Linked DNA regions of Mus musculus: regions 2 and 3 are each linked to region 1. Evidence: chromatin loops called from intact Hi-C (ENCODE). Cell type or tissue: left cerebral cortex. All regions are shown on one strand. Each heading gives the region's core, and the rest is flanking DNA. Links, peaks and the distances in the headings are about the cores only. Region 1 overlaps Anks1b (ankyrin repeat and sterile alpha motif domain containing 1B). Region 2 overlaps Anks1b (ankyrin repeat and sterile alpha motif domain containing 1B). Region 3 holds the start of Anks1b (ankyrin repeat and sterile alpha motif domain containing 1B).

Region 1 (10,641 bases), core at 1,011-9,010:
TCAGTCCTGTTTCTTCTTTCTCCATATATCTCCCTTGTTTATATCTCCCTTGTTTATATCTCCCCTGTTTATATCTCCCCTGTTTATATCTCCCCTGTTTATATCTCCCTTGTTTATATCTCCCCTGTTTATATCTCCCTTGTTTTTATATCTCCCCCTTGTTTATATATCTCCCTTGTTTTTATATCTCTCCTGTTTATATCTCCCCTGTTTTTATCTCCCCTGTTTTTATATCTCCCCTGTTTTTATATCTCCCTTGTTTTTATATCTCCCCCTTGTTTATATATCTCCCCCGAACCCTGGGCCTCTCACTCCTTTTATACTCTCAGTTCCCATCCACGCACAGCAGGCCACGCCACCTCACCAGGCACGCAGCTTCAGCTAATCAGGGCAGCAGGGGCATATCTCCATCAAACTGGATTCACCTGTATCCTGGTACACCTGCGCAGCACTCAAGATGTTTGTGGCTTATATGAGGAAGTCAGGTGCAAGTCATACGACTTAGCTACAGTCCCTGGCGCCTTTAGGACTGCCGCCACACCTGCTCCTAACATCTCCCCCTTTTTTCTTTTCTGGCAGAGAGAATGTCTGTAGATAGCCCCCCGCAGCCATGCCCCTTACCCGTCCTTGGGTGACAAACAGCATTGGTTTGATCCCTGTCTTAGGTTGGTGACATGCCCAGGGAGTCTTATCACTGACTACCTCTCAATCATGCCAAGCCACTCCTGGGGAGATTGTGTTTTGCTTGCGGCAGGTGCATCAAAAGGCCAGGATGTTAATTAACCTATGGCCAGATCTTAATTGCTGCAAGCAAGCCTCATGGGTGAAGGTAGAGGTCTGATCCCCAGTGTGCAAGCATAGGGGCCCTACACAAAACCATCCCTTAGGCTCATCACCCAGAGAGGTCTTGGCCAGCTCCCGTGTCGTTTTTCCTGGGGGAAGGGAACTAGGACACTGAACCTTCATGTAATCAGACGTGCCTTCCACAGGATGCCAACAGCAAGCTATCCTCTGTGCAGTGCTTAGCCTCGCACCCCACGGCATAACGCAGCATAATTTCTTTTAGAGCGGCAAACCGAATCTGAGGAGATTGTCCCGCCTCCACTGCAGCAAAAGCCTACGCTACCATGGCGAAAGTGCGGGCCACACACTCTGCACCTAACACTTGTGCCAAACACACAACACACACACACACTATAACAAGCATACATCCCAGGGCTCTCATCCCCGCTCATCTTCTCTGAAGCAAGGGATAGATAGCCAGAGGGGCTATCTCTTTAAGGGGAATTCAGGGATCAAAAAGGCATGGAAAAATTTAAACGTCATGTCGAGCTGGTATCGGCTTCTGGAATACCGAAAGGATCTCTCATCTCGGCTCCATCCTTTGTGCTTGTGGGATCATCCACCACATCCACAGGGGCAACTGGATCAGGAGCCTCATTCTTGCAGCGTCTCACCAATCTCTCCGGCACCCAAAGAGGTTCCGTCTGGTCCTGTGGAAACACACAAACAGACCCTCTCGCCCACGTCAACACTGAATCTGGTTGATCCTCTCCAAATCTCCGGACAGAAGGTCCACCTACAGGTGGATGCTGAGGAGGCATAGGGAGGCGGCACAAAAGCTAATTCGCCTTCCTCCTCCACCTCAGCTCTTTTATTTTGTCCTTTCTGTCCACCTGATAACACTGTGTCTCCTTTCTTTTTCCTTTTTCTTTTTAAGCCCTTCTCTTCCGACATACTTTCTTGTTGCTCTATAAGGATTTTCTGACCTGTCTTGACTGCCTCTTGATTCAAACAGTAACAGAGTCCATATATCAGAACAAACAAGACCAAAACTATCAGACCTACCCACAAAGGGTCAATGGGAGAAAAAAAGCATAACTACACAGCGAGGATCTATTGATCACTACACTGAGGTTATCATAGTTCCTTAACTTGTCCCCAAACCGGGAACCTTAACTTGTCCCAAAACCATGAACCTTTTGTTACCTTGTGCCTGCTTCCTGGCAACTTAATGCTTACCTCTATTTTATCCAAGGTCCTTCCCAAACTCCTGGGGTCCCAAGTTTCACTCACCATGAACTTACCCTGCCAGCAACCACTGACTGCTGAAAGTTCTGAACTCGGTGGGGGAGTCGGTTCCCCGTACGGGCCACCAATTGTCGCGCCCGCTCTCGACCAGCAAGAACGATGCGACCACCAGTCCTTCTAACAGCAGTTTATTCAGTCTTCATCTTTCTTCTTTCTCTTCATCAGTACTGTTCCCCAGCTGAAGAGTTCTGAATCCACACCAGATCCTTCTCAACAGTCTGTTTCACGGGAACCTTTATTAACCCCTTCTTCCCCGTTATGCAGTTCTGAATCCTCCCTGTAGCAGGGGGTCTTCGCTCGTGCCTGAAGGTGTCTCTTGTCCCGGGTTTCGGCACCACTTGTTGCGCGCGCCCAACTCGCCAGCAAGAACGACGCTGCTACAGGATCCTTCTGCACACATTTATTCAGTCCTGTTTCTTCTTTCTCCATATATCTCCCTTGTTTATATCTCCCTTGTTTATATCTCCCCTGTTTATATCTCCCCTGTTTATATCTCCCCTGTTTATATCTCCCTTGTTTATATCTCCCCTGTTTATATCTCCCTTGTTTTTATATCTCCCCCTTGTTTATATATCTCCCTTGTTTTTATATCTCTCCTGTTTATATCTCCCCTGTTTTTATCTCCCCTGTTTTTATATCTCCCCTGTTTTTATATCTCCCTTGTTTTTATATCTCCCCCTTGTTTATATATCTCCCCCGAACCCTGGGCCTCTCACTCCTTTTATACTCTCAGTTCCCATCCACGCACAGCAGGCCACGCCACCTCACCAGGCACGCAGCTTCAGCTAATCAGGGCAGCAGGGGCATATCTCCATCAAACTGGATTCACCTGTATCCTGGTACACCTGCGCAGCACTCAAGATGTTTGTGGCTTATATGAGGAAGTCAGGTGCAAGTCATACGACTTAGCTACAGTCCCTGGCGCCTTTAGGACTGCCGCCACACCTGCTCCTAACAGAATTCTCAGCTCTGCTAAGCTGAACTGGGGAACTCGACATTAGCAACCAAGGACCACTGGGTTTCATGTTTCAGAACGTCCTGTTTGGCTGAGTTACAGTATGCTGGCTTTCTAAATAGTCAAATAAATACAGTTTTAACTCATACTTACAAAGTGTACACACACACACACTACAGATTCATGTATAAAATGTAGAATAAGAGCAATGCCAGATTTTTTAGAGTAGAAGATAATAGGCTAGTGACTGAATAGTTCTGAAAGAGTCATTTTCAACCTTGAAACTTTTTTTTATATTGTCAAAATACAGTAAGGCGTGATTGACATAGATATGTAAAATTTTAAAATATTATCTCTAACACACCTTTCTTGGGAAAGTAGCAGGGGTAGTGTCTACCAAAGTGGAGGTATGAAACAAGAGACAGGAAGGCACAGTATCTAGAAAAGATGGGCTGTCTTATGGATGAGAGGCACAAGGAAGAGCCTAAAAGGCCAGTGCCCCTGAGAACAGGAGCAGACTTCCAGGGGATATTGCTACAGGAAGACCGTAAGGTAGTTAAATTTGGTTATAATAATACTAGGTATTATTCATTTACATGTGTATATCTATGTGTGAGTCTGTATATGTGTGTGTGTTTCTGTGTTTGTGTGTGCATGTGTGTGTGAGTCTATGTATGTGTCTGTGTGTATGTGTGAGTGTGAGTCTCTGTGTGTGTGTGTCTGTGTATGCTAGTCTCTGTGTGTATGCCTCTGTGTGTTTGTGTATGTGTGTTTTTGTATGTGTGTGTCTCTGTGTGTGATATATTCTCTGTCTGTCTGTCTGTCTGTCTGTCTCTCTCCTCCAAAAGGAAGGTTTGATGAGTAGGTTCCCCCATGTGGGTCCCCAGAGATTGCACTTAGACCTTCAGAGCTGGCACCTTTACCTCCAAGCCATTTCATTGGCCCAAAGAACAATTTTTAAAAAGTATCTTTAAAACTTTGGAACATTGGTGACAGAGTTAACCAGGGATTTAAAAAAGGATAAAATATAAGCAAATCAACATGCAAAGGTTTAACAGAAAGAACACACACACACACACACAACTTTAGTAAGTACTATATATTTAGTCATATCAGTTATGTAGAAAGCCCCACACTGTCTTAAGCCAACTGGGAAACTAGGGTGAGGAGGATGAAATGGGATATAGGAAATAACTTCCTGATGCATAGGACTTTATTACAACAGCACACACACTCATGCACATGCACACGCGCGCGCGCGCGCACACACACACACACACACACACACACACACGACTTTATTTTATTTTATTAGGTATTTTCTTTATTTACATTTCAGATGTTATCCCCTTTCCTGGTTTCCCTTCTGAAAACTCCCTATCCCACCCCCCCTTTTCCTGCTCACCAACCCATCCACTTCCACTTCCCTGACCTGACATTCACCTACACTGGCACATCGAGCCTTCACAGGACCAACGGCCTCTTCTCCCACTGACATCCGACAAGGCCATCCTCTGCTGTGTATGTGGCTGAAGCCATGGGTCCCTCCATGTGTACTCTTTGGTTGGTGGTTTAAACCCTGGGAGCTCTGGGGGTTCTGGTTGGTTCAAATTGCTGTTCCTCCTATGGGGCTGCAAACTCCTTCAGCTCTTTGGTTCCTTTCTCTAGCTCCTCCATTGGAGACCTTGTGCTCAGTCCAATGGCTGGCTGCAAGCATTCACCTCTGTATTTGTCAGGCTCTAGTAGAGCTTCACACATGTGACTGTAAGGATGTCTGAAGGAGCCACTGGAGGAGCATAATGTTAAAAGAGAGAACCTTTGATAATAACGGGAGCTGCATAGGGACTGCTTTAGGGCTTTTGGGTTTTAGGTTTCTAACACCATTTGCCTATGCATATCATAGCTTTGAAGAAGGATAAGAGAAAGAAGTCTCCGAAACAGGGTAAACTTACTCTTCATACTTAAGATTTCTGAACGTACAGAGTTCTGTGTATACTTTCTTTCTTCTGGTGAAGCTCTTCTTCCTTTTGTAGTCTTGGCAAGTCACCCTCATTGTGTGGGATTTACCAGACCTGGCGAGTCTGTGATCTTCCTCAGCAGAATTAGGCTCTCCACTCACAGAGCTGTAAACTCTGTGCCATCTTGTGTAACACGGCTTGTTTTGGGTGAGTGTTTTCAGGCTTATCCTAGGACTGGAGTGGGAAGTGGCGGGCTTTATTTTGTTGTTTGGTTTCTTATGTCCTTGATAGCATTTAGTGATGTGTAATTGTAGTAGGTATTCCATAAACATTGACTAAAAGAATAATGGAGTATAAGCTGGGAAAGTTGTACCAAGTCCTGGCCCCTTGCTCTGATCAGACCTGTTAGATTTCTCTTGATAACACTGGGTGTAATTAACCTTAAGGGCAGTAAGAATTAAAAATCTTTCTTTAAATGATTCCAGGATTCCATTTTATTAATCATCCTCACCTTATAACTTAAAAACCTATGATAATAAGATGTTTTCTAGCTGGGCAGTGGTGGTGCACACCTTTAACCCCAGCACTTGGGAGGCAGAGGCAGGTGGATTTCTGAGTTCAAGGCCAGCCTGGTCTACAGAGTGAGTTGCAGGACAGTCAGGGCTACACAGAGAAACCCTGTCTCAAAAAACAAAACAAAACAAACAACAACAACAACAACAACAACAAAAGTTTTTTTTCTAGTCTGACAATGCAGCTCAGTGGGCTGAGCTACACGCATGTACAAAATCCCAGGTCGGATTTCTAGCGCACACATAACGGGCCACGGTGGCACACCAGCGTCATTCTGGTACTCCCTGAAAAACTATGAGAACACTCCTTTTAATATTTGATCAATTTCAGCTTTGATACAGTTTGCGATATCTGGTGGCTTTGGTTTTATTTTTTTTTGAGACTGTGTCTCATGTCACCTAGGTTGACCTTGAGTTTCTGACTATTCTACCCTGTACTCCCCAAGTGCTAGGATTGCAGATGTGTGCCACCTCATCTGATGTGTCTTCAGTCTCCCTTCTCTAAAATGTTTTCCCTATAGATGATAAGCTTCCAGGGGGCAAGTCATGCCTGTCTTAGCCTTGTTTCTCAGTATTTGTTAGAGAGCCTGGCCAGTGTGGACATACAGTGTTGAATAAATATCCCCTGGGGATTAGTCTCTGGCTATCCCAGAAAAATCCAGTTGTTCCAGACATTTTGGAAAAATACATTTAACTCAAAATCAAGTGTCTGGGACTTTGCATATAGTCCTTGTCAGCTGTTATGTAATGTCAACTCCCTGTATTCTTGGAGGACTTTCCATTTCCTGTGTACTCAGGGCTATTTCACTTTAATTACCTCTTCAAAATTTTTCTCTTTCATGAGGCCTTTCTGAGTTAATCTTTTCTTCTGAGCCTCAGCAACTTAGAGTAGAGAGCAGTGGTTTATGTAAGGAAGGCATTTTGTTTTTATCTCCCCAGTGTTAAACTGTAATGATTTGGGGCCGAGTTTTTGTGCCTGGATAAAGCACTCTATACATTTTAATGAGTTTCTAATCTGAATGATTCAAATCTACAAGCTGGCTTTCCTTTGAATACATGCAAGTGAAAAAGTTAAGGACTTGGCAAAAATTATATTAGATTTTGCCAAATCCAACCGTTTGAAATGCAATTTAAATGTTTAGCCAAATCTCAAACATCACTGTGTTTGTTCCCTTTTGACCAAAAGCTGCAGTTTGCTAAGAGACTGAATGAAAGTATATATCTAAGCTACTTGCTGTCTTCACAAAAACCCCTCCAGCCTTTAACCAGACACTTATGTAGCAGCTTCATATAGCAACTGTTAGCTATTCACTGACATCACCCTCCATCTCTTCCCTCTACCTTTACCCTGGGCGTTAGCTTTATAGACTGACTTAGGAGAACAGGACAGGTCAGGAATAGATCTAACTCCGGCTGAGCTCTTACGGCCTGCTTCAAAGTCACATCAGCTATGCTGTGTACTAGGCAGTGTGACAAGTGTTTTGCATGTATTTTAATCTTCACATCAATCCTGTGATGTTAGTTTTATCGTCCCCATTTTACTCAAAGGGAAATTGGAAACTGGTTTGAAGAATAAGCAGTTTATCCTGTTATAAAACTCCCATGTTTAGAACCAGCTCTTGAGATTAAGAGCGTCTGGAGCAGTGTGTCCTTCCCCCCCCCCCCAATGCCTGAGAATGCTCGCAGAATTATATTTATATCACTTGAGTTACAGACCATTTGAAATAAGGCTTCCTATATAGTTGATGTTATTAGCTATTTCTCTTAATCTCAACTATGCATCTTATCTGTGATAAAACTAATATTTTATTAATATGAAACAGAAAGTTCTTATATATACTGAATCAGAAGGCTTTTAAAAGATTTTGACAAGACTTGGTAAGAAACTAAATTTTAAACAAAATTTAGTAGGAAATGGGTGGAAGAGGGAGGGATGGAGGGAGGGAGGGAGGGAGGGAGAGAGAGACAGAGAGATATGTTGTTGGGTAGAGATGGAGAGGATCTGGGAGGGATTAGGAGAAAACATCAAAATCTATTGTGTAAAAAATGTAAATAAAAATAATTCAGTTGTGAAAATATTAGGTATATTGTATATGTCCATCAAAACAATTATAGAAGTATTAAGTTGGTGAGATGTGGTATGGTAATTTGTTTGTTAGGCATTGAAGCTTGAACAATGTTAATGTGAAAACAGTGGTAATGGGGATTTTTTTCAAGTTTTGGCTGCATTAAAAGATTATATGATCTTAGAATTAGGTGAAAAATACAGTTTTCAAGTTATATTTTCTGGTTAGATTGTATGTGGTTTAGGAAGAGTTTCAAAAGTTATATGGACATACCTAAGTAGTTTTAGACCAGGAGATAAACAGGTATATATAATGGATTCTTAGAACTTAACTATTGTTCAAAGTTCACTGAAGATACATAACTGAGAGGGTGGAAAGTGGGGTGGAGGAGAAAGGATGGTATATTTTAAGAATTTAGCTCACACTATTATAGAGACTTGGCAAGCAAAAAAAATAAAATCTGTAAAACATGAAAGGAGACAGAGCTCAGAGCAGAACTCTATGAAGGTATACTGTGGCGACACTCTTGCTTCTTTTTAGGGCAACAGTCTACCAAGAACTTCAGGTGCCTAGAGCAGGCTTAGCCACACTGGAGGAGGTACTGTTTCATGGAAGTCTGCTGCCTGACATGACAATTTCATCATGAAAGTCCCATCACAGAAACATCTGGAGTTTTTAACCAGATGTCTGAGCACAGTGCTGTATAGTCTAGTGGTTCTTGCCCTTCCGAATGCTGTGACCCTTTAATATACAATTGTTGTGGTAACCCTCAGCCATAAAATGGTTTCGTTGCTATTTTATGGCTATAATTTTGCTGCTTCTGGTATGAATCATAATGTAAATATCTGATATGCAGGATACCTGATATGCACCTCCTGTGAATAGGTTGTTTGATTCCCCAAGGGGTTGTGACCCACAGGTTGAGAACCTCTACCCTAGTCAACCTGACTCATGACATTAATTATCAGAGTAGCAGACATGCAATTTGAATGTATGTGCTGATATAAAATAAAATCTGTAGATAGTTGAAGGAGACAGTTATGTCTTACTGGAGAAAACTCAGGATAAAATAATGATTATCTTTAAGTATCTGAATTTGGAAATACTAAGTAGAACCCCAGGTAGGACATGAATCTTCGGGCAGAAATGATGTGGGTGGATAGATTAGTTATGAAAGAGAACTCTCTTCAGTCCTTTGCATAATATCACCACTTAGGATCTTTTCAGATACAAAATCAACATATTCAGCTCTTAAAAGTTGAATTCAAGGATTCCTGGGGTAGATTAGAAATAGTTACCTCTGTATGATGGCCATTAATGAAAAGTCGGGATAATAAATGATTGACTCTCGCTCTATATATATCTGTATACATGTCTGTTGAAGGTATACCTAGTAAAGCTATAGTGATATATTATATTACACACACACACACACACACACACACACACACACACACACACACACATATATATTTGTTTAGCTCTTTCCCCAGAGTGATTATACAAAATTTCTGTTCCTACTGATATAGTGGTCTGTATTGAAAATATCGTTCAGATCTGGGTGAGAGTGGCACACTCATTAATCCCAGTCCTCAGGAGGCAAAGGTAGGCCAATCTCTGTGCATTCAAGACTCACCTCATCTACAGTTCTAGCTCCAGGACAGTAAAACTCCGTCTCAAAAAACAAACAAATGAACAAACAAACAAACAAACAAACAACAAAAAAGAGAAACAGAGAGAGAGAGAGAGAGAGAGAGAGAGAGAGAGAGAGAGAGAGAAAGGGAAGAGAGAATATATCACTTGGTATTGGGAGCCCTAAATTTTAGACATTTTAACAGCTATATATTTCTTCCCAACCCTTGATTAGTCCTTTTACTTTCTGAATGTGTCTTTCCTGAGTAGTGCAGTTACTAATTTTTATTCGTTTAAGTTCATCTTTCCCCTCATGATTATTGATTTTCGTGTCGAATTTGAAATATTTTCTATATATCATATTCCCTGTATGATAACTTCTAAATAGTTAATTATTGGTTATGTTATATCTATTTTTTATTAACAATGAACATTTATGCTCTGTGATGTATGTGTATATTTGAGGATGCATATATTCTTTCTTTCTCTTATTGATATTAAGAGCTGTTAATGAGAAGCTCATTTCTCTTCTGTTTTCCAGTGAAATTTAAAAATAGCGGTGTGTCTCTTTCTTCCCTTGGTATATATGCTTACCTGTGCACCAATACCCTAAGTACTACACTTAGCTTCTAGCATTCTCAGTTCATTAAACTGTCTTGGTTCCCCCCCCTATTTATTTTAGACTCATTTTTCAATTATCAGAAAAACAGGTTGCTATTTTGATTGGAATTACAATGAATTTATAAATACATTTTTAGTATATTAACATGACAATGTGCAATTCTTTTATTTCATGGTATACCCCATCATATATTGTCTACTTTAGTTAGCTAATGAATTTATTCTGGTGCTGAACTCAGGGCCTCACGCTGTGTGTGTGTGTGTGTGTGTGTGTGTGTGTGTGTCTATGTGTGTCTATGTATGTTTGTGCATGCGCACAGGTGAGCGCATGCACGCACTGGGAATCATCCTAACATGAATTCATAGAGTTAGCCCAACGTCTACTTTAATTTGATGAGCAGTAATAGAGGATCAAATCCATGCTCCTGTGCCTATTTTTCAAAACAAAAATATTTTTAGTATTTTACAGAGCTTATATATTTTCATTAATTCGTTCAATAATTCAGTAATCAAAATGCTGTAATTTTGTTATAACTGGTACTTTTGAAAGATTTTTTTTGTTAACTCTTGGTGTATAGAAATGATTGATTTTTAAGAAAAAAAATTTTTACCCGAAATCCAATGATTTCTGTGTATTTTTCCCTTAATTGTGCTAATTTATCCATAGATGGGTTTTGTGGTTATTGTTGTTCTCTTTTCCTTTGGGGGGAAGGAGAAGTTCTCATGTATTTGTTGTTGTTCTTGCT
Region 2 (10,641 bases), core at 1,008-9,007, 73 kb before region 1:
GTCATTTTGAAAGTGTGTGCTTTTTTTTTTTTCCTTTTGTTTGAAACAAAACCTATGACACTCGTCACTTTTCCACACAGTCGCATAAAGTCTAACTCACACACTTCTCTTCTATGATGCCTTTCCTCATCACAGCTGAAGTTCTCTTCTCTTTGTTTTTTTTGTACCACACTCTAGCCCAGTGGCTCTCAAGCTTCCTAATGCCGTGACCTTTTAATACAGTTCCTCATGTTCTGGCGACCCCCAACCACAAACGTATTTTCTTGCTTCTCAACTATAATTTTGCTAATGTTACGAATAATAATGTAATATATGATATGCAGGATACCTTTGTGAAAGAGTCTTTGGACCCACAAAGTGATTTGGACTCACAGGTTGAGAACTACGACTGTAGATCTCCTGTTCTTCTTGTTCCTTGCTTTGTGCTATTGTCTGAGGAGGTGCTTTCTCTTACAAGGTAATTAGATTGTTAGTAGTAGAATCTGAGCTATTCGGAAGGATGATTTTGTGCATGTCAGTGTCTTTCTCCCAGCCAGTTTGATGTAACAACCTCTGTTGTGGATTAGTCTTTCCAAAGGTGTATTCTTAGTGTCACTTGATCTTGCTTTGTACTGTTATTTGTGTTTATGAGCCTGACTCAGTAGACAGTACTTGTAGCTGCAAACAGCAGGTAAAATATGAATACGTGAGTCTTGCCCCTGACTGAAGCAGAAGAGATCTGTAGATTACCCTTCATTTACTCTGTTTAGTTATTTTATATACTTGCTTATTTTAAAAAATCCCTATAAATACCTCTTATACTCTTTGTTTCCAGTTCCTATGTGCTGGTTTAGAAACACTGTTTTATGTGGTGCTGCCCTGCTCTGAAAGATATATTGTCTTACATTAAAGTACATTTCATTTATTTTCATGCCCTATTTAGGGCATTGTTTTGTCAGCCATAGGGCTGACCTAGATGTTCACAAATGGGGCATTCAGAGAGACATACCTGGAGGCGCTGTGGGGGTGCTGGCAAGCTCTGCTTTGCACATTTGTCTCTATGCATGTGCTCAAGCTTTAAGCAAATGCATATTCTTGGCATTTGTTTTGATTTTATTTCCTGTGGTTTTGGAAATGTGCTTATGCACTTAGTAATGTTTTGGGAGTAATTTTCTCAGTTAACCATGAATGTTTTATCTTCCCAAATTGTCAAGGAAAGTACATCTCAACAGGTAATGATTTGCAAAAAGCCTAACATTCTATATAATTAAAAGAAATTAAAACAACTCTCCCTTAAGTGTGCAGTCAAAGGTAATTTTAGCCTGTCCCCAAACAGGTTAAAAGCTGCCTATTTGGAAATACGTTATTGATTTTACTCTCCTTCTATAGAAAAGCAAAATGAAATGATGTTGTAAATTTCCTTTAACAAAGGAGAAAACCGAATTATTCTAGACATAGATTTTACTCTTGTTTTTTTTTTTATAACAGATTACTATCTTACAGTTTCAAAAGTTAACCATAAATAAGTATATTGAAAACTGAGTTATTTTTTCTTTCCTTTGTTAAATTATAAAAAACCTACCTATATTTATGAGCCTAATAAAAATGTATCAAACGTCATTTCCATTCCATTTGTGAAAATATTTGTGCTTTAATGAGTCTGTGGAGATGGGACTTCTGGAGAGATGACGGTAGGAGCCTTTAGGTGACGAGTGGGGTTGTTCTTCCTCATACAGGCTAATTCTTAGTTGAGAAGATGAGTTTTTAAAATAGGAAACAAAAGGGTTGTATTTTCCCTGTAGTTTTTGTACTTTTACTATCTTTGGACAAGTAAGAATGGCGCTTTTCCCTTCGCCTTCAGCTTGTCTACTCCATCAACCTTTGTGATGCTCCTGACCTTTCACGTTTTACTTGCCATGTCTTCTGTCCCCTGCCACTCAGTCTGAGCCTTTAGCCAGGCAATCCATGTCCTTTGCTTTCTGAGATTGTAAAAGGTGAGAGTTATGCTGATCTTTAGTTTTTGATCTGTTAACTAGGCATCCGTGCTTCCCATTTAAGGCAAGATCGTCTGCAGACGGGCTCCTCAGTCTTACCAAAGCTTGTGTGTGTCTGATCAATTCTGGATTTCCCCAGTGTGTAGACGAGAGTGACATATCACCTTTGATGATATGATGCTTAGGATATTTGAATTTGTTAGCATGGCCATGATTTGATAGCAGCTTGGGGAGTATTAGGAAAGTGTATTCATGATCTCTTACTCTGTAGCAGTATGTCCTAGTATCTTTTCTGTGGCTATAATAAAAAAAAATGAGAAAAAATAACTTAGGGTTTGTTTCAGCTTATAATTCAAGGTTCTTGTTCATTACTGTGGGGAAATTAAGGCAGGACCTTCAAACAACTGGTTATATCCCATAAACAGGCAAGAGAGGGAGAGAGGGAGAGAGGGAGAGAGGGAGAGAGGGAGAGAGAGAGGGAGAGGGAGAGAGAGAGGGAGAGGGAGAGAGAATATACGTGCTTACCTCTTTACTTGCATCTGCTTAGCTTTATTTCTTCACTCTTACACAGGCCAGGACTCCCTGCCTAGAGAATGGTGCTGCCCATGGTGGACTGTCTTCCTTACATCAGTTATGCAGTCCTTCACAGACATGCTCATTGGGCAGCTCAATGTAGAGAATCTCTCATTAAACTCTCTTCCTGGTGTTTCTAGTTTGTATCAAGTTTACAATTAAAGCTAACCATCTCACAATAGTACTTTAAGCTTAGTGACTTAGCAGTACGCATCTGTTCTCATGTTACTACATTTTTGTGGGCCAAAATTCTAGCATAGCCCGTTTGAACTCTCTCTACCATTGCCCCTCAAAGCTTCACTCAGGCTGCTTGCATGGATTTGTCAGCTAAAGCTTCCCTGGGTTAGGAGATGCTTGCAAACCCACTTTGCTTTTGGGCAAAATTTAGTTTCTTATAATTGTAGGACTGAGACTTTCACTTTCTTGTGTGGGGCCTAACTTTGGTAATTAGAAAGCCCCTGCAGTTCCTGAACACATGACACTCCTTTACCATGGCTGTTGGTTCCTCCAAGCCAGTAGAGGAGATTCTCCAACAACTCCAATAAATGTATGTAATATCACCTCAGACCCATGACATACAGCATGTATATCATGCCACACTGCTATGTTCTTTTCATGAGAAACAAGGCGCAGGTCCTGCCTACATTCAAGGGCACCAGATCACAGAAGGGTGTGGACACTAGAAGTTGTAATGGGGATTATGCTAAGAGTCTGCCTTTGAAGGGAAGGGAAAGGAACGTTGGATTAATTATGTCCCCAGGACTTTCTTTTTCACTTATAGACACCTTGAGGACAGAGTTATGTCTGATTTATTTCCTGCCTTCTGTTCTCCATCAATGTCAGCTAATCTATACAACACTTGATTCACACTTCATAGGGAATTCAAGTGGTATCTGAAGACTTAACTACTGTGGTACAAAGCTGCTATCAAAGAACATCGAAACTCTTATAAGAGATGGACACTCTGACCATTGCAAATTGAAAGCCATCATTTATCAGTTGAAAACTGTTAAAATTATAATTTTGCTAACAATGTCTGCTTTTTAAATCATCACTACCATTAAGCCATACAGACAGTTTCTGACTTATAATGGTGTGACTTACAAACTTTTAACTTTATAATGGTATGAAGGTATACTGGTACAAGGCTGTTTTATGTTTTGGGTAAAGTTTTAGTAAATTACATGTGATATTTCACACTTTGTTATAATATAATGTTAGTATAAGATAATTTTATCCAAGTTTATATAAATGTACTACCCATTTTTAAGAAGTAGACTAAGGGCTGGAGAGCTGGTTTAGTGGTTAAGAGCATTTGCAGCTTTTTCAGAGGACATAGGTTGGTTACCCAGCACCCATAACCACCCATCTGTAACTCCAATTTTAGGGGGATCTGATACCTCCTTATGGCCTCTGTGGGAACCAGGCACATACCTACTACACTTACATGCAAGTATTATGCAAAGCAGTCATACATAAAGGAGCAGTAGGCTAAATATTGTGTTTATTAGGTTAGACATTTTAAGTATATTTTTTAACTTAGGACGTTTTCAATTTATGCTGTTGGGCGTATTGCTGTATGATCTATTGTCTTAGTCATTGTTCTATTGTTGGGAAAAGATACCATAACCAAGGTATCTCTTATGAACGAAAGCACATAATTATGTGCTTACTTATAGTTTCAGAGGTTTTGTCCATTGTCATCATGGCAGAGAGCATGCAGGCAGGTGCTGGAACAGCAGCTGAGAGCTACATTTTGATCTGGAGAGAGAGAGAGAGAGAGAGAGAAGGGGAGGGGAGGGGAGGGGAGGGGAGGGGAGGGGAGGGGAGGGGAGGAGAGAGAGACAGAGAGACAGATATACACTGGGCTTTTGCCCAACCCAGTGATACACTTCCTCCAAGGCCACACCTCCTAATCCTTTTTAGTGCCATTCCCCAATGACTAAGCATTCAAATATATGAGCCCATGGGGGCCATTCGTATTCAACCACCATACTCACTTTAACTCAAGGACCACCTACTTCCCTTTTCTAAGAAGAAGCCATACTACTGTTCTGTTTAAAGCTGGAGAACACAGGTACTGTTAAGTCAGTATAGCAATATAACAGCTGCCTGAAGTTCTGCAACCTTCTCTACCACAGTGTCCTGAGAGACTAACAGCTTTGTATATTGATTTGCTTTTCACAGTAATGTATTTCTTTGAATTTCAGGATAACATTTGTTTCCCTAGTCAGTAGACAAAATAAGCAAGGTCTTTTAATTTTGTCTATGAGTAAAATGTAAATTGTCAGACAAAAGGAGGAGCAGGTATTTCTAATCCTTCAGACTTGTGCTCTTAAATCATTATATTTGCATCGAAGGAATATTAATTATGTGTGTACTTTTCTTCCATATGGTGATAGGAATGACATTTTAATTAAACCAAAGCTAAGCTGTTTACTATCCTTTCATCTTGGCTAGTTAAAGATGAGGGCTACGTAAGCATAGAATACTTAAAAATGCTTAAAAAAAAGAGTGAATTAACTCAAGGCCTGAAAAATGAAGACCAGTAGAAAGACATAAAGTTCCAAACTGCTCATTTGTTGGATGGCATCTTAGGATTTTATGGCTGTGAAGAGACCGTGACCAAGGCAACTCTTATAAAGGAAAACATTTATTTGGGGCTGGCTTATAATTTACTATTGCTAACTCAGGAAGCATGGTGGCATGCATGCTGACATGGCATTGGAGAAGGAGCTGAGAATTCTCAGTGATGTTCTTCTTCCACAAAGTCCCCACCAACTCCAAGAAAGTTATTCCTCCTAACAGTTCTACTCCTTATAAGCGTATGAGGGCTTTTTTTTTTTTATTCAAACCACCATAGATGTGGTGGAGTCTTCACAAATTCACTACTAATTTAGCATTCATAGATAAGAAAGCTAAGAGATAGCATAGGTGGGAAAGGTTCATAGTGAATGAAAGCAGTGAGCTTGAGGTATGCGCTGACAGAGTGAACCAGGCATTTGATGATAATGGTGACCATAGTCAAAGAATAGGCAGTTTCGAAATGTGGGAAGGTCTTCAGGTGAAACTGTTAATTATGCATATACACTGTACAGGTGGCATCATCTTTGGGCACATAAGATGAAAAATAAATCGAATTTTGACATAGCTTTGGAGAATTTTTGTTTTCATCTTTTATTACCATCCATGCTAGTCAGGATTATTATAACTCCCAAGAGTCTCTCCCCTTGGAGTGCACATCCTGTGTGAATCCTCACCCCTTCAGCGTGGGCATGACTTGCGAATATGCTGAGTCATTATGTCTGTGATTAGATCACCAAGCAAGTGCCTTTATCTGGATAGACCCGGGTCTTTCTTTTAAAGCAGAAAGAATTCTCAGGATAGAAGGAGGGGGCCCTGTCTCAGGGTCCACTTGTCAAGAGTTACAAATGGCATCTAGGAGATAAGTGTAGCTCCTGGTCAACAACCAGCAAATTGTGGGGGGTGTCAGTATTGTAATGGGTTTACCCTGAATTCATGCTAAATTCATACCATTGCAAGGATATGAATTTGCAATAGTTCTGGAAGAAAGAGGGACACATGCTTTCTGGAAGATATTGATACGCCTGGTAAGACCCCAAGAAAAAATAGGGCTGACCAACCCCAGACTCTTCACGAGAAATCTTGAGATGATAAATTTGTATTGTTGAAGCTCTCAACTGTACAATGAGTTGTTAAGCACTTTGAGAAGAATGACCACTGTACATGTGCTTTCCTAAAGATGCCCGGGTCTTGTCTCAACTTTGAGTCTTTTGCTGAGGCATACTATATTGTGGAATGATTTCTTTTATGTGTCTGGTTCTACTTTGTCATTATTTAAGGCCCATTCCACAAACCAACTATGTATCAAGACTTTCCATATTCCTACATATACCTTATCCTTTAAATATTCAGTATATTTTGTATTTTGCTTTATGTAACTTCTTTGAGTTATTTTCATACATGTTTGGTGCTATTTATCTTTTCCTTTTTTTATTACATATTTTAATGGGATGTGTATACATCAAACCTTCCAAAAGTGGCAAATAGTATACAATGAAAGACATGAGTGTTCTTAGCCTAATTTACCAGCGATTCGGTTACTTTCCACACTGCTGTGATCAAACACCTAAAAAAAGCAACTTAAGGAAGGATGGGTTTATTTTGGCTCACAGTCCATCATGGTGGGAAGGTTATGGTGGTGATGATGGCTCATGGCAGCTAGTCACATTGTATATCCATAGGCAGGAAGTATAGAGTGATAAATTTGGGCGCTTGGCTTGCTCTCTCCTTTCACTCAGTACAGGAACACAAGCCACAGAATGGTGCAGTCTTCACTAAGGTATATTTTTGCACTTGTCTGCAACTTATTCTAGAAACTCTCTCACAAACACATCAAAAGGTTGTATTTTTTACTTAATTCTAAATTCCATTAAGATGATAATTAAGAGTAACCATCATAACTAGTTCTCTAGTTCCCTGAACCTGAGGCAAGCATTCTTTCCAATTTACATTCATCGGTGGAGAGTCTCTATATGTGTGTGAGCTTGAGTGTGTGTGTGTGTGAGAGAGAGAGAGAAAGAGAGAGAGAGAACTTATGTATGTGTGTTGTTTATACATAGATGCATAATACCTTCCTCTTTTGTATAAAAATCTAATAGTGCTTGTCCTCTCTTTTCGTTGGTTATGAAACACATCCATGTTTTCTTTCCTTACTGTGTTAATCTCCTGATGCACTAAAGTATTTAAGACTCAATTTCAGATCTTTGCAAACCTTTTCAAAAAGATTTACTTTAGTTTCTGAGATTATAATATAGCTTGTGACTTTCTTTCTTCCCTCCAAACCCTCACATGTAACCCCCACTTCAAATTCATGATCTCTTTTCTGTGTTGTTGCTGTTGGTAGTGGTGGTGATGTATATGTCTATGTATTTATTTCTTTGTGCATGTTTTTCTGAATGAATGAATGAATGAATGAATGAATGAATAAATAGATAAATAAATACCATTTTCTCAGTCTGTATGTTACTTGTATGCATGTTTTTAGGGCTGACCACTTGGTGTTAGACAACTGATTGGTGTGATGTAATTCTTTAAGGCTGAGACCACCTGAGCGTTCTCCCTTCCATGTTAGCATATCTATTTGTCAACTTTTATTAATTGCTACTTGTATTAATCCTAATTTTATTTTGGCAGACACTTTGATTGAAATGCTTCCCTTAACAGGCTCTTAAAAACCCCTGAACATTTTATAGTTTAGGTGGATGTTCTATAACACAAAATGTCAGTGACTTATGATTATAACACGAGGTTACTGGGTGAGAATTTTATGGACAAATAATTCTAAATGTCATATGATACAGTCAGTGTATTATTTTTGTATTTTATAGTACTCCCTCTGACATTTTTGTGGCTTACTAGTTACTGTGTGGATTGTCTTAATGGAGATAGGATTGGGAACATGATAGAAGGATAAGGGATTTTTTTTTTTTTTTGCTTGTATAAGAATTTGAGACAATTGGTTCTTTGAATTGAACTTGAATATACATACATATTTCTCATGATGCTGTTAGAAATTACGGAAGCCCTAACATTTCATAAAGCTTTGTAAAAGTGAAATAATTGAGAACTTAACCTTTCTCATTAGTATGTAAGCATGATGTCAGAACCTGAGATTTTTATTACAAGTTTTGTTACTTGATGTACTTCCTGCTACATTGTTTAATCACCCAATTATAAGTCTGTTGATTATCCTTCTTTTTAATTAGTGAAATTACAATGAGTCATAAGTAAGAGTTATCTAAATATAGGCTCCTGAGAGGGTAGAAACCTCCATGTCTTTTTTTTTTTTAACTAGGCTTATTTTGAAGCATAAGTCAAGTCCTGCATGGCTACTGCAGAGGGGTCAACATGACACAGTTCTCTCAGCAGGGCATGGACCTCCCCAAGTGTTGATGGTTGCTAAGGCATAACGTTTCTTTGTGTAATAATGTACATAATTTACTTTACATTTTGGGAAATACTACCCTCCCACCCCCACCGAGGTTATCTAAGAATGTTCTCCCTGCCAAGATTAGAGACTCCATGCTAATTAGAAGCAGCATGAGTCCAGGAGGCAAGAGTGCATTTCTGTCCTTAGCAAAATGATAAACACTGTGACCTTTAGGATTGTCCTTAAGGCTGTGGGAAAGAATGCTGAAAACCCGAGTTCAAAAATATATAGACAGGATTTCTCAACTATGCAAAATATAAGAATGTAATATTAATTATATGAGGGGCTTCACAGACCTGAAAGAACAGAGGTAGCTGCACTATAAGCCAGCTTGTCAGAAACATATTAAGGAGATAAAGAGATTTGAGGAGTGGTGGTTGCAGGGCAAGATTCCACCCAGCTAGCTTATTGTCTGTGCTTACAAAGGCAGGCAGATCTTTGTATTCAAGCTATGTCAAAACAAAGTGTATTTGCTGTCTTTTCTAAGATTCAAGGTGCTAAGGTCATAAAATGTTGATTCATGGGGTAATCAAAAGGGAACCTTGGTGGATGATTGAATTGGTATATAAATAAAAGACTGGGCTTTGGTCTGAGAGAGCTGAGCTATTTTGGTGAACTGTCTGGAGATCTCTGGAGAGTTGTCTCCAGCAGAACAAAAGGCTGTCAGCTTGTACCCAGGATTGACTTCCAGTTCTTTTGCATTTTCGAGATACTGAAAGAAAATTAAAATTCAAGGTCCATGACTCATGCGGCTTGCAAGTTAGGAAGGCTTTTGGGCCTAAGACAAAGAACAAAGGCTGTAAAGTCATCCTAGGAACCAACTAGCCATAAAGATAGGGAAGACATACAAGAATGTCCGGACTGGCCCTGTGCCTTCCTATCTCCCACCCTTCTGACCTGGGTTAAATGTTAACCAGATGCTCTGCTGTTACCTTGATCTACACGTACAGTTTGCTGATGTTTAAACTACTCACTTGTGTGTAACTGCACCAATTCTTCCCCTACCCCCATTCTTTTCCTATATAAACCCCTAGCTTCTGAGCCTCATGGTTGGCACCTATGTCTTCTGCGTGAGATATGTGTTGGCTTGGACTTCTGTCATTAAACTACCTCGTGTGTTTGCATCAAGATGGGCTCTCGTGATTCTTTGGGTACACGCTATCTCGTGACTCAGGTGGGGTATCCCCACAGAGGTCTTTCATTACCCCTTTCTCAGGGACCCCTCTCCGAGCTGAGCCTGGTCTTTGGCAGTGTATAGATGTGTTACTTTCTTGTTTTGTCTTTTATTTTTGTTCATGCATTGGACATATTCAGGAAAATTTGTAAGAAGAGCAAGGTTGGGGAAATTAGACATTAAAACTATTGGCCATGACTTTTAAAAAATAGATTGTTAGAGACTTTGAATTTCATTGAATTTGAGTACTGATGATTATGTTTTCAGTTCTAAATTTTAATTATCCAAGCCACCATCTTTCTTATTTCTTCAGATAACTGACCTTCATGAAGAGAAAATTGAAGGCCAATTTAAAAAATCATTTTTGTTTACATAAGTAGTTTATAATTAAATATTTTTTCTATGATAGTTTTTTTGTGATGTGTAAGAAGGTAATTTCAGCCTTTAGTTAATGGAATAGGAAAATGGTTACTTAAAAATAAAGAGAAGTTGTGGTAGGGTATTTGCCTAGCATGTGCAAGTTACCATATTTGATCATACACACACAAACACACACACACACACACACACACACACACACACACACACACACCACACGAGTTCTAATCTACTGGCAGGGCATTATAGCACACTATCTCAGTGGTCATGAGGAAGATGTAGGAGGATCTTAAGCTCAAAGTCAGGGTCCTGGGTTACATAGTGAGTCCAATGCGAACCAGACTACCTCAGCCCTCTAAAAACAGTTGTGGAAAAGATATTTGATTGATTAAACCAGTCTATAAATATATATGATTTTTACTTAAAGACTGAATGATTATAGTAGTGTTACTTAGAATATTATGGTTTTATGTATTTTGATGGGACTCAGCGTTTCTCAGAGAACATGGAGCTCATTATGAATTTTCAAA
Region 3 (10,641 bases), core at 825-8,824, 120 kb before region 1:
CCCCTTCTCCCTTTGCAGACCTATCACTAGAGCGAGGGACTCATTACTGGTGTAACTTTAGTAGAGGACGGGTGATGGAAAGTGAGGAGCAGACTCCTGGGGTGGGGTGCGTGGTGGTGTGGGGTGGTGGTGGTGTATCTATTCCTTCTCACTGGCTCTCCCTGGAGGACAGGAAACTTCTGTTTCTAAGAGGGAGCCGTGAGGCAGTGAACGTTTTGTTTTTCCTACTCAGTTTCTTCAGGAATGCTTTACCACTGAGTTGAGCTGATTTGCTTCTGCCTTAACTCTGCTTTTCTTTTTCTCTCGCCTCTTCTGCCTCATGGGTCACTAAGCAGGTTAGTGGATTTTCTTTGGCGTCCAACCTCCTATTTCTCATTTTGTTTGTCGTGCGTCTCTCTCTCTCTCTCTCTCTCTCTCTCTCTCTCTCTCTCTCTCTCTCTCTCTCTCTCTCTCTCTCTCTTTTGGTTTTTCGAGACAGGGCTTCTCTGTATAGCCCTGGCTGTCCTGGAACTCACTTTGTAGACCAGGCTGGCCTCGAACTCAGAAATCCACCTGCCTCTGCCTCCCAAGGGCTGGGATTAAAGGTGTGCGCCACCACCGTCTGGCCGTTCTGGCTCTCTTTGGGAGAGAGAGGCTCCTAGTCCTGTAATCAGGATGAAATTTAAAAAAGAAAAAACAACTATATGTTTGACCAAAGAATTTATTGTTTGGGTTGGGAAAAAATAAATTCTAAATTCTCACCTAACAGAGAAACATATCATCTAGTTGGTCCCCTAGATTTAATGGTTCTGTCTATCACTCACAGATGGAAAACTATTCCATGAAATCTGGACACTTAAAAAATTCTGGATATGTAGTCTCTTCAGATTTTAATATGGCAGAATTGGCCTTGAATATGTGTCATAATTAGCTTTTTCCCAGAGGCAGGTCCTAAGATCCACATTTCTAGGGAGGTAAGTTTTCTGGAACTCTAAGCTAAAATGAACCTTTCTTCCCTACCTTACTCTCTGACCGTAGTATTTATCACCGAAACAGAAAAGTAACTTAATACACAAAGGAAGCTAGGATAACATTGTAACTTGGATGAAGCAAGGGAACGCCCCCTTCTCCCTTGGCAGACCTATCACTAGGGTGGGTGACTCATTACTGGTGTAACTTTAGTAGAGATTCTTGTACTTTGTATAGTGTTAGAACTTATCTGAGACAGCAATAAAGATGATATGCACGTGACATACTCCTTTGGAAGGGACTGAGTGATTATCAGCTCATGGTCTTCAATGCTCATGGACTGTAAATTTTTATAAATACTGTACATATTGCACTGTGCTTGTCTTTGGTCACCCCTCCCCAAGATAGTGAGGGACAGGGGAAATGGAAAGAAATTAAATGTAACCCAGGAATAAAAACCCTGGTCTCTTACTCAGGGTTCTAGCATTATATTTAACCAATTATATTCTGGATTTATTATTTGTTTACATCTGCTCCATAGAGCATCAGCCCCAGAGATAGGCCTGAAATGGCAAAGGGAGCATTTTCCTGCTTCATCCAAGTTACAGTGTTATCTTAGCTTTGTTTATATCTTACTTACCTTTCTGTTTCAGTGGTAAAGTACTATAACAGAAAGCAAGTTAGGGAAGAAAGGGGTTTATTTGAGCTTAAAGTTCCAGAAGAGACACAGTCAGTCTATGGGCAGACAGGGCATGGCAGCATGAGCGGGGGACACTGGTCTCAAAGCCAGGAAGGAAAGAGATCACATGTCAGCCACCAACAGGAAGCAGAGAGAAAGAAAAGGAAGTGACGCCAGGCTATAAAACATCAAAGCCTCCAGTGACATACTTCCTCCAGCAAGGCTCTGCCTCCTAAAGGCTCAATAACTTTCCCAAATAGTGTCACTATGTGCAGACCAAGTGGTTCAGGAGCCTCTGGGGGCATTTCTCAATTTAAATCGCCATACCTTAGTTCAGTGGTTCTCACCCTATGGGGCTGCTACACCTCAGTGGGTTGACATTGGAAAACACAGGTATTCACATTAAGGTTCATAACAGTAGCAAAATCACAGTAATGAAGTAGCAAGGAAAAGAATTTCATGGTTGGCGGACATCAGAAACACAAGGAACTGTCTTAGAGGGTCACAGCATCAGGAAGGCCGAGAACCTGAGCCTTACTTAGTAACTCCACATTTTAAGACATTCTCTTTCCCTCACTGCAAACAGACCAACAGACTAAGGGATATCACTCTAAGGTATCTAGATTTGAGATCCTTCATTGTCTTTATGTTTTCAAAGGTTTTACTTACTTATATTTTATAAATACATATCTACCTACTTTGTCTTTGTTTTTCTTCCCATTTTTATTTTCAGCTCCATTTAGTGACCCAACAAGAGTGTCATTAAACACACACACGCACACACACACACACACACACTTCTTTTTTTTTAAATATTTTTTATTAGGTATTTTCCTCATTTACATTTCCAATGCTATCCCAAAAGTCCCCCATACCCTCCCCCCCACTCCCCTACCCACCCACTCCCACTTCTTGGCCCTGGCGTTCCCCTGTACTGGGGCATATAAAGTTTGCAAGTCCAATGGGCCTCTCTTTGCAGTGATGGCCGACTAGGCCATCTTCTGCTACATATGCAGCTAGAGACAAGAGCTCCAGGGTACTGGTTAGTTCATATTGTTGTTCCACCTATAGGGTTGCAGATCCCTTTAGCTCCTTGAGTACTTTCTCTAGCTCCTCCATTGGGGGCCCTGTGATCCATCCAATAGCTGACTATGAGCATCCACTTCTGCACACACACTTCTTAGCTTGCTTAAAATTATTTATAATTTCATTTGTGTACACCATAATTTAAAATAAGGAATTTAAAAGAAGTAAGGTCTACATTACTTTTTAAAAGCAATTATATCTACTTCCTAGCCCTAAAATCAGAATAAAATAAGAATCTCTGTATTTCATCACAAGAATACATTGTTAGGACGGGGAAGCCCAGTAGAGATGAATTCCAAACTTTTATGTAACAAAGTTAGATCCAGATTGACTAGTTGGCTTCCAAGATTTAATGCTTCTTTCTACCACTCACAGATGCAAAAATGTTTGATGAAATCTGGACACTTACAAAACATTCTAGTTATCTAGCCTCTTTGGATTTTTCGAATAATGTTTTCTCTTTTAATTTGCCAGCTTATTCTCATTTAGTGGAAGCCCTTTTCCTCTTCAATAGGAAGTTAGAAATTATCTAAAATAAAAAGTGTAGAGTAGAAAAATTGCATTTGAATATCATATGTCAGCAGAGTGCCTGGAACTGATCTATGATTCGATATTGGTTGATATTTCAGCTTTGGTCATCTGAGTACTTACAGGGTATTCTGGGAAAAGTTTGTTTTGTTCAGGAGACAAACAGTAGTAAGGAAGAAAGGGATTTTCTTGTGCATAATGAATTCATGACTACTCATTTCTTGTTTCACGAACGGTTTAGCTAGGCCTGTTATGTCAGGGGGCATATATCATCTTCTCATTAAAATAGATTTTAAAATGAAAAGGAAAAACAAAATGTCAGACAGTCAAACTCTATACCCTCTGGGGATCCTGCAAGGAGAAGCTACAAATTTACCTGATGCTCTGAGCCACTGAAATAAAATTTTAGAAAACTGAGCTACAGAAAAACACTCTAATTTACTCTATCTATCTATCTATCTATCTATCTATCTATCTATCTATCTATCTATCTATCCATCCATCCATCCATCTATCTATCTATCTATCTATCTATCTATCTATCTATCTGAATGTCTTTTGAGTTTCCCTGTTGTTTACCTAAAGTTTTGGCCTAAGTGGCAGGGAGTCCTGGATCTGTCTTATCATAGTTTCCAATGATGTGACTTTGAGCTCATCAGTTTCCTCGTATGCGCACTAAGGATAAAAGAGGTACCTCTGACTCCACAGAAAAGTGAAATGCACACATGATAGTCTCATAGTCTACAGAAATTTTGTTGAGTACTGAAACAAAAAGTGTAGAAAGCATTTAGTACATATGGCTTCTGGCATGTGGTAACTGCTCATCAAATGTTTGTAAGAATTAATTTCTGTGTAATTTGCTATTCAATGGGGTCTCAGGTTGGGATCTGAATTAAGTCAGTTCTAGGATCCAGCTGTTAACTTTTTCCATTTATTTTAAAGATATATTTCTAATTCTGTGTGTGTATGTGGGTATGCACACATAATTGTCAGGCCTGTGGAGGCCAGACGATCTGGGTTCTCTACAGGTGGAGTTACACAAAGTTGTCAGCCACTCGATATGGGTGCTAGGAACAGAACTGATTCTCTGCAAGAGCAGGAAATACTCTTCTCAGGAAATACTATCTCTCAGACTATCTATCTATCTATCTATCTATTTATTTAATGGAAGCACACAGGTGTGTGTGTGTGTGTGTGTGTGTGTGTGTGTGTGTGTGTGTATGGAGACCAGAGGACAACTTGTGGGAGCTATTTTTCTCCTTTTTTTTTAAAAAAGATTTTTATTTATTTATATGTAAGTACACTGTAGCTGTCTTCAGACACTCCAGAGGGAGTCAGATGGTTGTGAACCTCCATGTGGTTGCTGGGATTTGAACTCTGTACCTTCGGAAGAGCAGTCGGGTGCTCTTGCCCACTGAGCCATCTCACCAGCCCCTATTTTTCTCCTTTTTACTATGAGGGCTGGGGAGACTGAACTCAGGTCTTCTGGCTTAGCACATTTACCTGCTGAGGCATCTTACTAGCTCCCAGGTCCAGTTTGTCAGCCAACGACTGTGTGGCATCTTGTCCCTTTCTGGACCTCTCCTTTAGTTCTAAAGTAATATACAGTAATAATATCCAGTTCGTTGGGTTGTTGTAAGCAAAATGACAATCACATCTTTTCCTATCAACTGACCACAAGCTGTCACAGGAAGTTTCAAAAGAAAATAAGCATGCGTTCTCTGCCACGAGCAAGGAAAACATCCAACAAAATCAAGGCAGTCATACACAATGAACTGCTGATGATATATGCAAATCAAAGCAGCTCTCTCATCCATGCCCATTTATATTTTTCCTAGGGTGGATGTGGAAGAATTTCCAATGAGAACCCTTTTTCTGGTATTTGCACAAGTCAGCAGCTCTCCAAAGCCCGAGTAAAATTCAGGCTGATTAAAGACCCTAAAAAACCTGCAAAAGTCACAAGGCATTCAGTGGTTCAGAAACTAGGATAAACCAAACCTCTTCAGCTTCTTCCAAGGACGGACATCTCAGACTCTCACCAGAGAGGTAAAGCAAGAGGATGAAATATCCTTCAAGTCCCCCGGACTGGGACAGAAACTGCAGCAAAAGCGCCTCTTCTCAGCACCTCGTTCTCCATCACCTCCTAGTGGAAGATTTTCCCCAAGTCTGGTTACTGACTCTGGGCTTCAGGCAGAGAAGGCGCCTCAGCAGCTAGCGGGGTGATCTCCAGTACTCACACAGTTAAACCTCTTCAGAGACGGGAGAAGGGAGCAGAAGCGGGGTGGGGGGTGGGGGGAGAAGAGAGAGGAGGGAGAGGGAGCAAAGAGCGGGGAAGGAGGGAGGAGAGCGGAGGGAGCACGGAGGAGGGAGCAAGGAGGACCCCGCCCACTGGCACAGAACTGCACCCCCCCCCCAACCCCCCGCCCGCCCCACGGTCGGCCCCGGGCCGCACCTGCCGCGCGCACACGCCCCCCGCGCGCCGAGCCTCCGAGCCGCCGCCGCCGCCGCCGCCCTCCGCACGCACCCGCCGCGGCTCGTCCGCACAGCCCAGCCTCGGCGCGGGCCGCAGCCACCCCAGCCGCGGGCCGCGGCCGTCGTCCCCGTGTAAGCCCCGAGCCCGCCGGGCGCGGAACCCAGGTGGATCCAGGCTGGGCGTTTGTACGCACGGGCCTCCGCTGCCGTGGTTCGATACCCTCTAGCTCTGGGGAGGACGCGCTCGACTCGCTCCCTCCTCATCAGCCTCAGAGCGCTCCTTGAGCTCCTCAGTGCCGGAGCATCCTCCCCGCTGCTCAGCATCCTCCTGTCAGCGCCGGAGCATCCTGCTCAGGGCTCGGCGTTCTCTGAGCTCAGCATCCTCCTTCCGTTCCTCGGCAGCGCCCGGGCCCGGTCCCCACCCGCTCGCACCCCACCCGCGGGAAGGAGGCCTCGGGAATGCAGGGGAGTGGCTGTGGGGGCGCGTCGCCGCTTGGCCAGCCCCTCTGCCCAAACACAGGCTGCTCCCCATTGTAGAAGCTGCGCGGAGAGAAGGAGGACGGCGTGCTGCTCCCTGCGCGGGGCTGCAGGGAATAAGCCCGGGCATCCTTATAGGGTGGGGCGGGGAGGGCCCTGGCTTTTGGGGAGTGGACCTGGAGCAGGGAAAGGACTCTGTAGCGGACTCGGTGAGAGACTATGGGGAAGGACCAGGAGCTGCTGGAAGCTGCTCGTACTGGCAATGTGGCTCTGGTGGAGAAACTCCTATCTGGCAGGAAAGGAGGGATCCTGGGTGGTGGATCCGGACCTCTGCCCCTGTCTAATCTGCTAAGGTAAGAACTGGCACTCACTGCGGGCTCGGGGTGGTGGTGGTGGTATGCACACCCCTCGTTAGCATTGTGATGGGTACGTTCTCTCCTCAGGGTATATTGCACCTGGAGGTGTCAGCGATTCATTCTTAAATTAGACAGGAAAACAGACCGTGTGTGTGAAGAGGAGGCAAGAGCCTCCCAGTTAGACCGATGCTTTAGACTCTTGGAGTAATTTTAAAATAGCTTTTCCATCAATGCGTCAATCAGCTACTTTTCTCTAAACCGTGGTGCAGAACTTGTACATGTACTGGTGTTGCTAGAAGGAAATCGGCATGCCTGGTACTGTTTGTGTTTGCAGCTGTGAAAGCCCACCCCCTACTATTTGGCTATTTAAATGAGAAGCTTGTTGGATGCTTGCAGTTATCCTGCGAAAGCCACCGACTCCCTGGATTGCTGCTTCCTTCTTGGGCAGAAAGCATCAGCAGTGGGTAACGATCCCACAAAAACAAAGCCAGGGAACCTTCTGAGATGTCAATCAGGAGTGTGTAAAACTTGATGAGGCAGGTTGGGCAGCTTTAGTTTACTTTCAGTTTCCCAGACACAGCTGAGGGAAACATCCGGCTTGGGAAAGCGTGTGTGGAATAAATACAGCAGAGGCCTTTTAATGTTAACATGTTGCAGGTGAGACGAATATTAGTTCTCAAAGGTTCTTTCTAAGGTGACATTAAAAAAAGTCAAAGTCTTTATTCACCATACTAGAGAGAGCTAGAGAGAGCAGGGTTTGTCTGCATGTTTGAGAAACTATTAAAAGTTGAATTGAACAAATGAAATCTCTTAGGAGGCAGGAAGCCTGAAGAGCACTCAATGAAATTCAAGGAAAGCTCTTTAGTTCTCAAGTCGTGATTGTTCAGTGTGTCTTGTGTATTTTTGGAGGCATCTATCATCATACATAACTCTATCTTAAAACATCTCTTAATGGCAACTTAATGATACTTGTAAAAAAAATTAAAAGCTGGAGTGGTTTTCTTGCTTAAAAATATTTTGTATTACTTTTTATAAAAAATAAAAATAATTACACTTACTTGGTGTGTGTGTGTGTGTGCGTGTGTGTGCACGCTGTGCATGCCATCTACCCCATTCAGAAAGCAGAGGGCAACTTGTGAGAGCCTGTTTTCTCCCTCTATCATGCAGATTCAGGAAGTGGTACTCAAGTTCTCAGGTTTGAGAGCAAGCAAGCATCTTTATCCACTCAACTAGTGCAAGGCTGTGACCCTTTAATACAGTTCCTCATGTTGTGGTGACTCCCAACCACAAAATTATTTTTGTTGCTACTTTATAACTGTCATTTTGCTACTGTTATGAATTGCAAGGTAAATATCTGTGTTTCCTGGTAGTCTTAGGTGATCCCTATGAAAGGGTCTTTTGACCCTCAAAGAGATTGCAAGCCCTGGGGTTGAGAACGGCTGCTCTGACCTTTTGTGCTGATGTCCTTATGTGTTTGATACAAACTTATGCATGAAAATATTGTGGCATGGACACAGGTTCTCATAGGTTGTGATCAGATGGTGCAATTAATTATAATACTGCCTCTAGGGGGGAAGAAAAAGGTTATATTACAGTGAAATGAACATACCTGAAAAAGGGCAAGATTTAAAGAGCCATGTACTATTACATATACTTGGTGACAGTGACACTATTGGAATAATATTTCATTGCAGAACAGTGGTTATGTATAGAAGCTCTGCCCCCAGTGGGTCTTAGAAAACATAACTCTTCCGCGTGCTGTCTTCCATTTTCAAACACAACTAGATAATATATGTATTTTAGACATCAGTTTTGGTATTTACCTGTAGATTATAGAAAAGTTTAGTTACAATTTTTAGTTAGAAGTGAACTAGTTGTATTTGCAACAGAATCAATGATTATAAAAATGATAATGGATGTATGCTAAAACAAGTTCCTCAAAGATTAAAAATTAATCATTTTGGAAAATAGAGAATTCATTAGCAATGAGAGGTTTAGTTAATATCACTGACACGAATTGAGACAAATGATATTTTTTTTGGATAGGCCTTTCTCAGTTGTTTTATCTTTGAAACAGAAGTAGTTGACAAGTTTTAGGGTTAAGGTGGCACATGCCTTTAATCCCAGCACTTGGGAGGCAGAGGCAGGCGGATCTGAGTTCAAGGCCAGTCGGGGCTATACAGAGAAATCCTGTCTCAAAAAACCAAAAGAAGAAGAAGAAGAAAAAAGACATCAAGTATTTAATGTTAGTAAATATTTAAGCCATGAAAGCATGGGCCACAGTGTTCTTCTGCAATGAGTTTCTTTATTACTGGCTGTGTTGAATGGCCCTGGTAGTTCTACAGGAGCCTACATGGAAAACGATGTATTCACGAGGGCAGTTTGAGTCAACTGCTGCAAAAATCACAGAGATCACCAGTACCTTTCAGGCTTGCATTTACTTATCTCACACTGACTTAACCACTATAACATGTCTTGGAAGAAAATAGTTACTGGAATGGTGTTCAGGTGATCTTTTGAATAAAATATTTCTTTTTTTTTTAAATTTTTTATTAGGTATTTAGTTCATTTACATTTCCAATGCTATACCAAAAGTCCCCCATACCCACCCACCCCCACTCCCCTACCCACCCACTCCCCCTTTTTGGCCCTGGCGTTCCCCTGTACTGGGGCATATAAATTTTGCGTGTCCAATGGGCCTCTCTTTCCAGTGATGGCCGACTAGGCCATCTTTTGATACATATGCAGCTAGAGTCAAGAGCTCTGGGGTACTGGTTAGTTCATAATGTTGTTCCACCTATAGGGTTGCAGATCCCTTTAGCTCCTTGGGTACTTTCTCTAGCTCCTCCATTGGGAGCCCTGTGATCCATCCATTAGGTGACTGTGAGCATCCACTTCTGTGTTTGCTAGGCCCCAGCATAGTCTCACAAGAGACAGCTACATCTGGGTCCTTTCGATAAAATCTTGCTAGTGTATGCAATGGTGTCAGCGTTTGGATGCTGATTATGGGGTGGATCCCTGGATATGGCAGTCTCTACATGGTCCATCCTTTCATCTCAGCTCCAAACTTTGTATCTGTAACTCCTTCCAAGGGTGTTTTGTTCCCACTTCTAAGGAGGGGCATAGTGTCCACACTTCAGTCTTCATTTTTCTTGAGTTTCATGTGTTTAGGAAATTGAATAAAATTGAATAAAATATTTCTAAGTAGACACATTTTATGTGGTTATCACCTTATTTTGTTAATGCTTGCCATCAGAAACTTACAGGGTAATGGAAGGGAGGTGTGCTCTTCTCCAGCAAACATAGTGGCACTTGGAAATAATTGTAATATTTTGGAGTGAACTGTGGAGTAGGTTAGTCAGTCTCTTCTACTTGCTTCATTACATGTGTAGTATACTAATGGCGTCAGACTCTGGGGTAGATGCTTGCATGTCTCATCCGGAGGCCAACACTCATTTCACAGATGAAAGACTAGAGCGTCCAAGGTCACTTAATTAGTAATGCCAAGGATTTGAAATCCAGAGATTAAAATTTGCTTTACTGAATCTTTAGTCATAGTCAAGAATATATTTTGTCTTCAAAGTTTAAGGTGTATGGTCAAATCAGGCAGTACAGTCTGAATGTTTTCTTAGTTGTAAATAATAATTACACTTAAAGTCATTTTTCCAAGAAAAAAAAAATATTCCTTGCCTGCTTGCTTGAGACCTGATTTGATGAAAGTTTTGCAGACGGTACTTTCTGTTCACTTGTGATGTATGACACCAGCTGTGGCTATGTCACGAGGAGGTTTGCCTGTGTGTCCTGTGTGTCATTACAGTTTCTAGTGGGCATAAGAATGCCCTTCAATTACTTCCAAAAGCCATACTCACTGTGAACTATTGTGAGGTAGAAGTAGAATTCTATTCCTATGGTTTTTGTGAGGATTAAATGACATAAAAAGTAATAAATGAAGAATATTGACTACATAGGTGTTCATTGTTACAGTTAGGGTCCTCACATGATTCTAAAGCACAGGAGACACCGTGAGACTTGATTTATTTATTTAATTTTATTTTTTAAATTCTTCAATCCTTTTTTTTTTTTTTTCAGTCCAGT

Evidence for each region. Peaks named below come from ENCODE experiments on the same cell type or tissue, not always from the same donor. Only the 100,000 strongest peaks of a DNase experiment are listed, where the experiment ranks them.
Region 2: it touches region 1 in a loop (2.6-fold over the local background); 2 of 42 quality-filtered maps call a loop at or near these places.
Region 3: it touches region 1 in a loop (3-fold over the local background); 2 of 42 quality-filtered maps call a loop at or near these places.

What each region holds. Positions count from the first base shown.
Region 1 is chr10:89,989,249-89,999,889 of GRCm38, forward strand. All of the region lies in intron 1 of Anks1b (ankyrin repeat and sterile alpha motif domain containing 1B), which reads left to right. Among named protein-coding and RNA genes, the nearest start is that of Anks1b, 120 kb to the left of the region's middle. In left cerebral cortex, for the core only: no CTCF peak of the experiment used is centred there; DNase peaks (open chromatin) are centred at 5,107, 6,592, 6,974 and 8,150; H3K27ac peaks cover 3,691 bases.
Region 2 is chr10:89,916,342-89,926,982 of GRCm38, forward strand. All of the region lies in intron 1 of Anks1b (ankyrin repeat and sterile alpha motif domain containing 1B), which reads left to right. Among named protein-coding and RNA genes, the nearest start is that of Anks1b, 48 kb to the left of the region's middle. In left cerebral cortex, for the core only: no CTCF peak of the experiment used is centred there; DNase peaks (open chromatin) are centred at 5,829 and 6,795.
Region 3 is chr10:89,867,263-89,877,903 of GRCm38, forward strand. It overlaps Anks1b (ankyrin repeat and sterile alpha motif domain containing 1B), which reads left to right and starts at 6,247. Exons shown (of 27, transcript NM_001359241.1): 1 at 6,247-6,543. The coding sequence starts at 6,410. In left cerebral cortex, for the core only: a CTCF peak has its summit at 5,385; DNase peaks (open chromatin) are centred at 1,115, 5,434, 6,155 and 6,938; H3K4me3 peaks cover 3,573 bases; H3K27ac peaks cover 1,881 bases.